Regions from separate parts of the Homo sapiens genome. Here region 2 is linked to region 1. A link is a contact called in ENCODE Hi-C data. All regions are on one chromosome and are shown on one strand. Each heading gives the region's core, a stretch centred on a gene start or an enhancer-like site at or near the end of the contact. The rest is flanking DNA. Distances are from core to core; before and after follow the strand shown. Region 1 overlaps SKAP2 (src kinase associated phosphoprotein 2). Region 2 holds the start of SNX10 (sorting nexin 10).

The links. Hi-C counts contacts between places; a loop is a spot of excess contacts on that map. Pooled maps may share reads with other maps.
Region 2: a loop to region 1 is called in a map of HepG2, with 8 times the contacts of the local background. The contact joins the promoter of SNX10 here to the enhancer-like site in region 1. A Hi-C loop is called at or near these places in 8 of 168 maps with a recorded cell type or tissue (B cell, CD4-positive, alpha-beta T cell, CD8-positive, alpha-beta T cell and 4 more), 17 of 37 single-sample maps with no recorded cell type and 18 of 50 pooled maps.

What each region holds. Positions count from the first base shown.
Region 1 is chr7:26,662,892-26,667,252 of GRCh38, reverse strand. It overlaps SKAP2 (src kinase associated phosphoprotein 2), which reads left to right. Exons shown (of 13, transcript NM_003930.5): 13 at 1-185. Among named protein-coding and RNA genes, the nearest start is that of LINC02860, 27 kb to the right of the region's middle. Within about 2 kb of position 2,037, at least 6 of the 41 ENCODE cell types and tissues checked have a DNase peak (open chromatin) inside an H3K27ac peak, as active enhancers do.
Region 2 is chr7:26,290,489-26,294,849 of GRCh38, reverse strand. It overlaps SNX10 (sorting nexin 10), which reads right to left and starts at 2,988. Exons shown (of 7, transcript NM_013322.3): 1 at 2,764-2,988. RefSeq lists an enhancer at 954-1,003 and silencers at 2,495-2,574, 2,725-2,964.

The DNA.
Region 1 (4,361 bases), core at 788-3,287:
TTTGTTTTTCTGTGAACAGTTAGAGAGCTAATTTTTTTCAAAGGTGATTGTAAGTCATATTTTATATAGCATTTTGCTTGATTATTTGCTCTGTACTGAATTTGTACTCTATTGCCATTAGATCTTACAATAATGTTCCACTCTGCAAATTTTTAAGGTTCAAATAAAGTTTAATTGTTTGCAAACTGTTATGATGCTAATAATTCAACAGCCTGCTGTGTTACTAATGAAATTACTTTGTTATGATTAATTTGGAAAATAGTGTGTTGATTGTAGTAATTAAGCACAACAAGGTGAAGTAAATGATTCTAATGCCATCTGGCCGCCAAACTGAATGAAGAAATGAAATAGGGCTGTCATCTGAATTTATTCAAAGAAGTAAGGATAATACAAATGACTTTCATTGCTTTAGGATTTACACTTAACACAGCTCACTCCGTTCTATTTTTGCCACTTTGCTGCATATGACACTTTCTTTCATAGAAAAAGAATGTCATTTAGTCCAGCAATTGTTTTGAATACTTTATTTTATTGGAAGCTGATTATTTTTACTGTGTGCTAATTTAATTACAGATAATTACATAAAGTATTATAGGACCATGGGAAAAAGAAATCACTTTTCAACCATGTGTAGGTGAAATCCATATATATGGGGTTTCGTTTTTGTTTCATGTTTTGTTTTGTTTCACTTTTTGCTATCATTACACAACCACTTTGAATATAGCCTTGCACAAAGAGTAGGGCATCCATTCAACTGTTTCTTAAATGTGTACAAAGGCTCACTCTTAGTTCTTATGATTTCTACTTTTTATATAATTTCATGTAATTTCTGCACTCTACTACTTGCTACTTATTCATAGACTGGTACTATCCAGGGTCATAATTTAAAATAGAACTGAGTTAGATATTATGAATTCAGATTTGCAGTTCAGCCATTAGAAGAAAATTAACCCTAATATACATGTTGTTTAAGAGCTTGAACTTCATCAGTGAGACTGAGTGAAGCATTGTGAGAATTTTTAAAGTTCTAAATTTCAGATAAATCAGTCATTTGTATTTCATTTGTTGGAGTTATAGACACACACCATATAGAGATCACTTTTGCTTCTCTTGAGTTCAGTAGGTTCATGACTATTGAAAGCAATCCACATGGTAAAGAAAGAGGTGGTGAAGAGTGGAGATCAAAACATGATCAAGCCATGGAAAACACAGCTTCACTCAAAGGTTGAAAGAATACTTTGTGTGTGTGTGTGTGTGTGTACACTGTATATATATATAAAATAAAAACATTTGATGAATATGATCTTATTTATAGTAATATACTTAGTATTCAAAAATACAGAGAAACAATAAGTACTACATTGTTAAAATATTATTATACAAGTTTAATATATACTCAAATGCACAACAGTTTATACTCTGGATTGGGAACAAGAGATTTCTAGACATCTCAGCTTTAGCCAGTTTATTATACGCCTACTGCTTTATAGTTGAGTTCTTCCAGAATATCTGTTAGAACCTCTGATAGCATACTATTTTATGATGAGATAAATACTTTAAAAATCATATGATCACAGTAGCATGGAATGACATTTCATTAATGCTATGTTTGAGGGGCTTTTTCTTGTTTCTGCTAGTAGAATCTGTTCTACCATTACTTATACACAAACATATTATTTATTGCCAGCATGGTACACATTATATGGTGTGGATCCAGTAAATATTTGTTAATTAACTGATTTGGCACCCCACAATATCTCAAGACATGAGATTTAAGAAGAAAAGAGCTTGACTAGTAAACCTGGTAGAGAAAATGCCTTTATACAGTTAGTATATCCCATAATACTATCAACAAGTAGATTGGATTTTATTGTTATAACAGAATTGAGTGAGATTGTGAATAATAAGAAAGTTGAGTTGTGGTACATTGTCCTTAGATGTTTCCTTCCTTTCTTCCCTTGTGTTCAGTGTTGTGACCTCAAATAAGAGGCACAGGTGCCTCCTCGGGCAGCTTGGGGCAAGTGATCTACTTTCACTTTCCAGTGAAACATCTCAAATCACTGCTGCCCTGCATTCCACTTGCGTAATATCAGAGAAGCCTTTCCTGCATCTGATCTTGAAAGCATTCTAGCTGTCGCCTTGGGCAGATCAAAAATTTGTGCAAGTAAGTGGGAAGTTTCACAGTTGCTGCCAAATCTAATCATAATTTAGCTTTTGTCCTTTTTGTTAACTTTTACTCCCTGTTTATTTAAAGTTGTATGATTATGTTAACTTGAGTGCTTTGAGTCCCCAAAATGAAAGGAACTGTAAATGCAGAAAGTCGCCTTAGTCATACCACTGCTCAGTTTAGGTCTTCAGTGTTGAGAGAGGGGCTGGAAGTTGAGCAAGCCAAAACACTTGACTATGTGCAAAGGCGTGAATATAGAAACTGCTCCCAAAGCCCATCTCTTAAGTACCTTTCTTAATGCTGGAACTTTGGAAGGTGTTTCCCTAGGTTTCTCTCCTCTTTTTTTTTTTTTTTTTTCTTTTCAGTTTTCTTTTTTGTTATCCATTACTCGGAGAGGCAATATAGCACAGCCCTTGTCTGTTTTCTGTTTATTGGCCTCAACTTTCTAATATAAAAATATCACTCCTGCTAGAGTAAAAGCAGGTGCCATTTTGTAGCTTGAACTGCAATTTACTTCTTGTTTGAGGAAAGTGTCACACAGGTACTCTCAAAGGAGAAAATTAATGACACTAGTGTATGCTGGTTAAAGACAGCTGCTTTCGTGGAGGAGAAAATTCCAACAAATAAGCAGATTCTCATCTACTACCCTCCCCTCCCAGCTCCCATGGGAGTCTATTTAGAAAACCTTGTGTTCTTTATCACATCAAATGTGATGATAACAGTTTAAGTCAGACTAGTAATAGTAATAGCTAACATTTACTGAGTGTTTACTATTTGTCATGCTGTGCACTTTTCATTCAATTCTTATAACAACCCTATGAAGTAAGTTCTGTTATTCATTACCATTTTCCCGATTAGGAAACAGGCTGAATAATTTGTCCCCAAAGCCTTAGGGTAGTGAGTTACCTAACCAAGCCTCACACCAGCCTCCTTGCCCTGAATTGAACACTGTTCTGCTGCGCAGTACTGTGATGAATTAAAACCAAATGCTTATTTGGATTCTTTGCATATAATAGGCACACAACAAATGCTTGTTGACCACTGATGAGGTCACCATTTCTAGAAAATAATCTGAAGCATGTGAAAAGAATCATCCAATAATTGACAATTGGATAGCTGAATTTGGCTCACTAGTCAGGAAAGCATACCATGGTTATCATATCAGATCCAAAGCAGCTGATCCGCAATGGAGACGAAACTTTTATGCAGGAACACTTGACGTTCCAGTCCAGATGAAAATAGGAAGTCAATCAAAGCAGCAGAGTCCAGAGAGGACACCAAGCCAAACTGACCCTTTTCTAAGGACCTTTTCCCATCCTTCCCACCTCCTCCAATGTGAAGCCCAGTAAAGGGACCAGCCAGGGGAGCCTTGAAGAGGACTGCAAATCCAGCTGCTTCTGTCTCAAATAGTTGTTTTTTAGGAGATGGGTTTTAATTGATTGGTTTAAACACATAAAGGATTGTTAACAAACTGTACCATCAGTAAACTTCATTGTAAAACATGTATAATTTTGTAACTGAGTGATGGCAATGTCTGACCTGACTTTTGCTTGTTGAGATATGAATTTGTTTAAGAAGAATTTTTATTGGAATATCTGATACATAAGTACGTACAAGGTCTTATTCCGTGGACACCCAAGCAGTGCCTTGTACTGGACCTCATAAAGACTTCTGTTGTGTTTTTTGAACAAGTCCTTTTTAAATAATTTTGTACTTCAGTGATTGGAGGCTGAGGGTTGGGGAGAGTGAAAAGATTAAGAGATAAGTAAGGACTAACATTCACTATTATGGCTCTGGAATTTAACCAGAGAGGTGGTAAAATTGAGCCCTCTCATAGTCTAAAATACACCCTATAGTACTGACTGTCTTATAGCCCAAGAGAAAGGGGTGTACCAAAGTTCTATTTTCAAAGGGTATTTGATTCTGTAGAGTTCTTTGAAATGTTTCCATGCCTACTATTCAGAACATCATGCTTCTGAAGGACAAGGAGTGAATGACTGCATTACCCTGATCTCCAGCTGCCCAAGTAGATCTCAGTGGTGTAAAATAACCTGTCCCATCTAGGATACCCTACTAATTCCTAATTCCCAGGTCAAGCGCTTGTGGTCCGTAGAGTCTCTGTTGCTCCCTGCTTTCATCTCCTTGCGCCACTTTCCTCCTCCTCCTCAGGCTATTCCAAGGAGCTGGAGTCATA
Region 2 (4,361 bases), core at 1,739-4,238, 370 kb after region 1:
CCTTGGGCTTTGTGCCTCAGTTTCCACATCTGTAAAAAGAAAGAAGAAGGGGAGAAAAACAATACCTATCTCAAGGGTTGTTAACGTACTTAGGACACTTGTAACAGGGCCTACCACACAGTAAGCCCTAGATAACTATTAGCTTATAACAGAAATCTGACACACATTTGTTGGGTAGTTAAAACTGTAAGCTGAGTTTAGAGAAATCATAAATACTCTGATGGCTTAGTTTCCCCAGAGGTAAACTGAAGACAGTAACAGAATCTGCTTCATAAGTCTGTTGTGATGCTTAATGAGACTGCCACATAAAAACTCTTTCACAATGCCTGGCCCATAATTAAGTGCTCGATAATGTCACGATGCCTGGAATATAGTAAGCACTCGATAAATGTCAGCTGTTGTATTAACAGTTCTGGGAAGCAAAGATTACCATCACCCTTTTTTATTTCTGAATAACAGGCAACTCAGAGAGTGTTAAGTGCCCCGCCAACAAAACTATACTTAGAAAATTATTATACCAAGATTTCAACTCAGATGGGTCTGGAATCACAAGTTCTAACCACTACACTATATACCTTCCTCTTTGAACAGGGCTTAGAGAACAGAAGAGCTAATTCATACCTACCAGATTACTAAGAAAAAGATGTTTGGAGATAACAATGCTAAATTTGGGGGATTCCCCACAGAGTCAACCATGAGCTTGGCCAAAAGCCCTTCTCCGCCATGCTAGGAAATGAAAATCTGCATAGACTGGCCCCTGTTCTCAACCAGTTGTCTGCCTTTCACCAAGTGGTTGTGAAACCACAGCCCTGTCACTAAAAACGGAAAAAAGAAGTTATTTTCCCCAGTAACTTAACGAGCAAAATGAAGCCTTAAAATGAAAGTAGTGATCCTAGGGCTGAGAAAAGATATCCACTGCTCCAAAGCCCAGCAGAATTGCTGTAGAACACCAACGTTACTCTTTGATTAACATACTTTTATTTTTTTTAATGAACGTGCTTATTTCTATTACTTTAGGTTACCTAACTCAGGGGTCCTTCCCATTAGTAAAATAAGAGGAAGTGTGTACCAGCCTGGAGGGGAGACTCCCTGGTGGGGCACAGTGTCAGCCTGAGCAAGTCCCACTGTCAACACTGATGTCCTCCCCAGTTAAATGGTAATCAAAAGTGAGAATGAAATGGACTGGTAGAAGAAACAGGACGACCAGTTGAGTCCATGCTAATCACTGATATTTCACATCTTCACACAGTTTCTTCTAAATGTATTTTATTTTTGTATTTTTATTAAAAACTGCCCTATCAGTCAATCTCAAGTCTACCCTTCCTTTAAAAAATAGTAATAAAAGGCCGAGCGCAGTGGCTCACCCCTGTAATCCTAGCACTTTGGGAGGCCGAGGCAGGTGGATTGCTTGAGCTCAGGACTTCCAGACCTGCCTGGGGCAACATGGCAAAACCCTGTCTCTACAAAAAAAATACCGAAGTTAGCCAGGGGTGTGGTGGCCCGCACCTGTGGTCTCAGCTACTAGGGAGGCTGAGGTGGGAGGATCACTGAAGCCTGGGAGGTGGAGTTTGCAGTGAGCCAAGATCGCACCACTGCAATCCAGCCTGGGTGACAGAATAATACCTTGTCTCAAAAGAAAAAGAAAAAAGTAAATAATATTAAGAATAATGAAGGTCCAGCTATGTACCTACCTTAGGAATAGGCATCACTGGAAGTGATGGCAGAGGCAAGGCAGGAGTCCCTGACCTCACCTCCATTCTCTCACTGAGGAGCCCCTGCAGAAGCTGGTCAACTATCCAAGCAGTCCCTGCTTCTTCCTGGCGAAGGCCTCAGCCTCCAGCCCAGCCCCCTCCTGGGAGAGGAGGGGGAGCTTATGCAATCCAAACCCAGTTCCCAGGCCCCAGAGGTGGACATAACTCCGGGGTGGAAGTCAGAAGCCTGCCAGGTTGTAGGCCTGGTTCTGCTCCCATCTGGCTGAATGATCCTGGTCCCAACACTCAGCGTCCCTCGGCCTTAGCCTCCCTGTCTGTAAAATGAAAGGTTTGATGGAGATCATGTGCAAGCCTCCTCCCCGTTCTAATTTTCTGATACCATCATTTTTAACGTGTCTTGTAGAGATAGAAGCCCTTCCTTTCAGCAGGACATGTTGCTCCCCATTCCGTGACGATCCCCCTCAATAATCCGTGTAATTTGAGAAAAGTATGATGCATCGGAACTGAAAAACAGGCTGTTGCTTTCCTGGTCACCAAATCTGATAATCAGTCAATTATATGGATTTTCCCCTGGGCCTTCTCCCTCAATCCCACAATCCCACGAATAAACCTGCCTACCCCTCCCAATTCCTCAACTCAAGGCTACCCGTTAATGAATGAATAAAAAAATAAATAAATAAATTTTAAAAACCACCTCCCCACCCCCTTCTACCCGGCCTGGTGTAAGGTGCCACAGCACTTCTTCCGTAATCTAGAATCCACCTCTGCCCCACCCTCTCCCCGGGGTGTCTTTTTAGCCAAGAATCCCTGGATCGACGCGCTCCATCTCCCCGCTCTACCGCGCTGATCATTTCTCCCTGCCCGGCACACCTCGGCTGAAAAGGAGGCGGCTCCTCTGCTCCAAGCCCAAGGGACCCAAACCTCTTTCCAGCCCGCAAGGGTGCGGGCACCTGGGAACAGCGGGAAGGGCCCGCGCCTCTGGAAAGAAGGGCCGCCGTCCCCACCTGGGCGGTGCAGGGGAGGCCCCCTCAGCGGGTCTCTTGTCACTTACGGGCGGCTCCTCCGGGCAGAACAGAGCAGGGCCGGGCCGAGCCGGGCTTGCGGGCCGCGGAGTTTGCTGACTCAAAGGCGCGCGGCGGCAGCGGCGGCGGCGAGCGCCCAGGAGCGCACACGAGCGCAGCCCCGCGCTCCCCGCGCTCCCCGCGCTCCCCGCGCACGTAGCGGCCCCGCGCCCGCGCTCAGCGCCAGCCGTCCGCCTGTGGGCGCCGCGCCTAGTGCTTCCGCCGCCTCCGCGCAGCCCAGCCCAGGTGCGCCCCCACCCTGCAGAGCTAGCCTCCTGCTTCCTGAAATTGAGTTAGGGAGGAAATGCCCCCATTAGTCCGGACGTTGAGGCTGGAGGTGCTCCAGCGGCACCCTTCGGAATTCGCCACCTGAGTCACCTTAAGCTTCCTAACCCTGACCCCACAGTTATGGGGAGGATTGCCGATGGGGAGGAGGACGGATAAATAACGTGATAAACAAGAATGGCAGAATGTTCATAGCATCTAGGTGGTGGGCTATGGTGTTTATATAAAATTATTTCAGTTTTTGTCTATGTTTGAAATGTCTCAATAAAACATTTGGGGGGAAAGCTAATGAGATCTGCCAAGGGACCTGACTGAGGAAAGCATTTCCCAAATGGCACCTGAGGCTGGGTCCCCACACCTGTTTGCATGGGAAACCACAATCATCACTTAAACTGCTAATAAGTGACTGAATGACACAGAATAATAAGCATAGCCTAATATTTCATTTTTCAAGCATGAATTTTCCCATTAGATACAGCTTGTCGCTGATCATCCTCCAGGGACCATTCCAGGCCCACCTGAAAACGCATCTGTTCACCACACCTACATTAACTCCCTAACAAAACGTATAAATATACAATGTTGTGTCTTAACATCTTGGATCTTGAAGTTGTATTGCTGAACCCTCAATCACTGGTATTTAATTTCCTAAAATTGCACCCAAGTCATGACACACAAGTGAATGCAACCATGATCACTTTTGAAAATCAAATTAAGCTGGTGTGGTGGCTCACGCTTGTAATCCCAGCACTCTGGGAGGCCGAGGCGGGTGGATTACAAGGTCAGGAGATGGAGACCATCCTGGCTGACATGGTGAAATGCCGTCTCTACTAAAAATACAAAAACTTAGCTGGGCGTGGTGGCGCGCGCCTGTAATCCCAGCTACTCGGGAGGCTGAGGCAGGAGAATAGCTTGAACCCGGGAGGCAGAGGTTGCAGTGAGCCGAGATCATGCCATTGCACTCCAGCCTGGGCGACAGAGCAAGATTCTGTCTCAAAAAAAAAAGAAAGAAAATCAAATTAAAGTGTATTTTTTATATTCTTGTCCCTATGCTCCGCAAAGAAAAACATTGAGTAGAAAACAAAATGCAGCATGTATCTAAGATCCTAAGAGATTCTGTAAAATTAAAATCTTTCTGAACTTATTGTCAAGAGCATGACTTTACAGCTGTAGACAAAGCAGCAACAAACCCTTGGAGAGTCTACTGAAAGTCATTTGAATATCTGTTAGAATTTTGACCCTATTAAGACTGGTAACTTGGGCCGGGCGCGGTGGCTCACGCCTGTAATCCCAGCACTTTGGG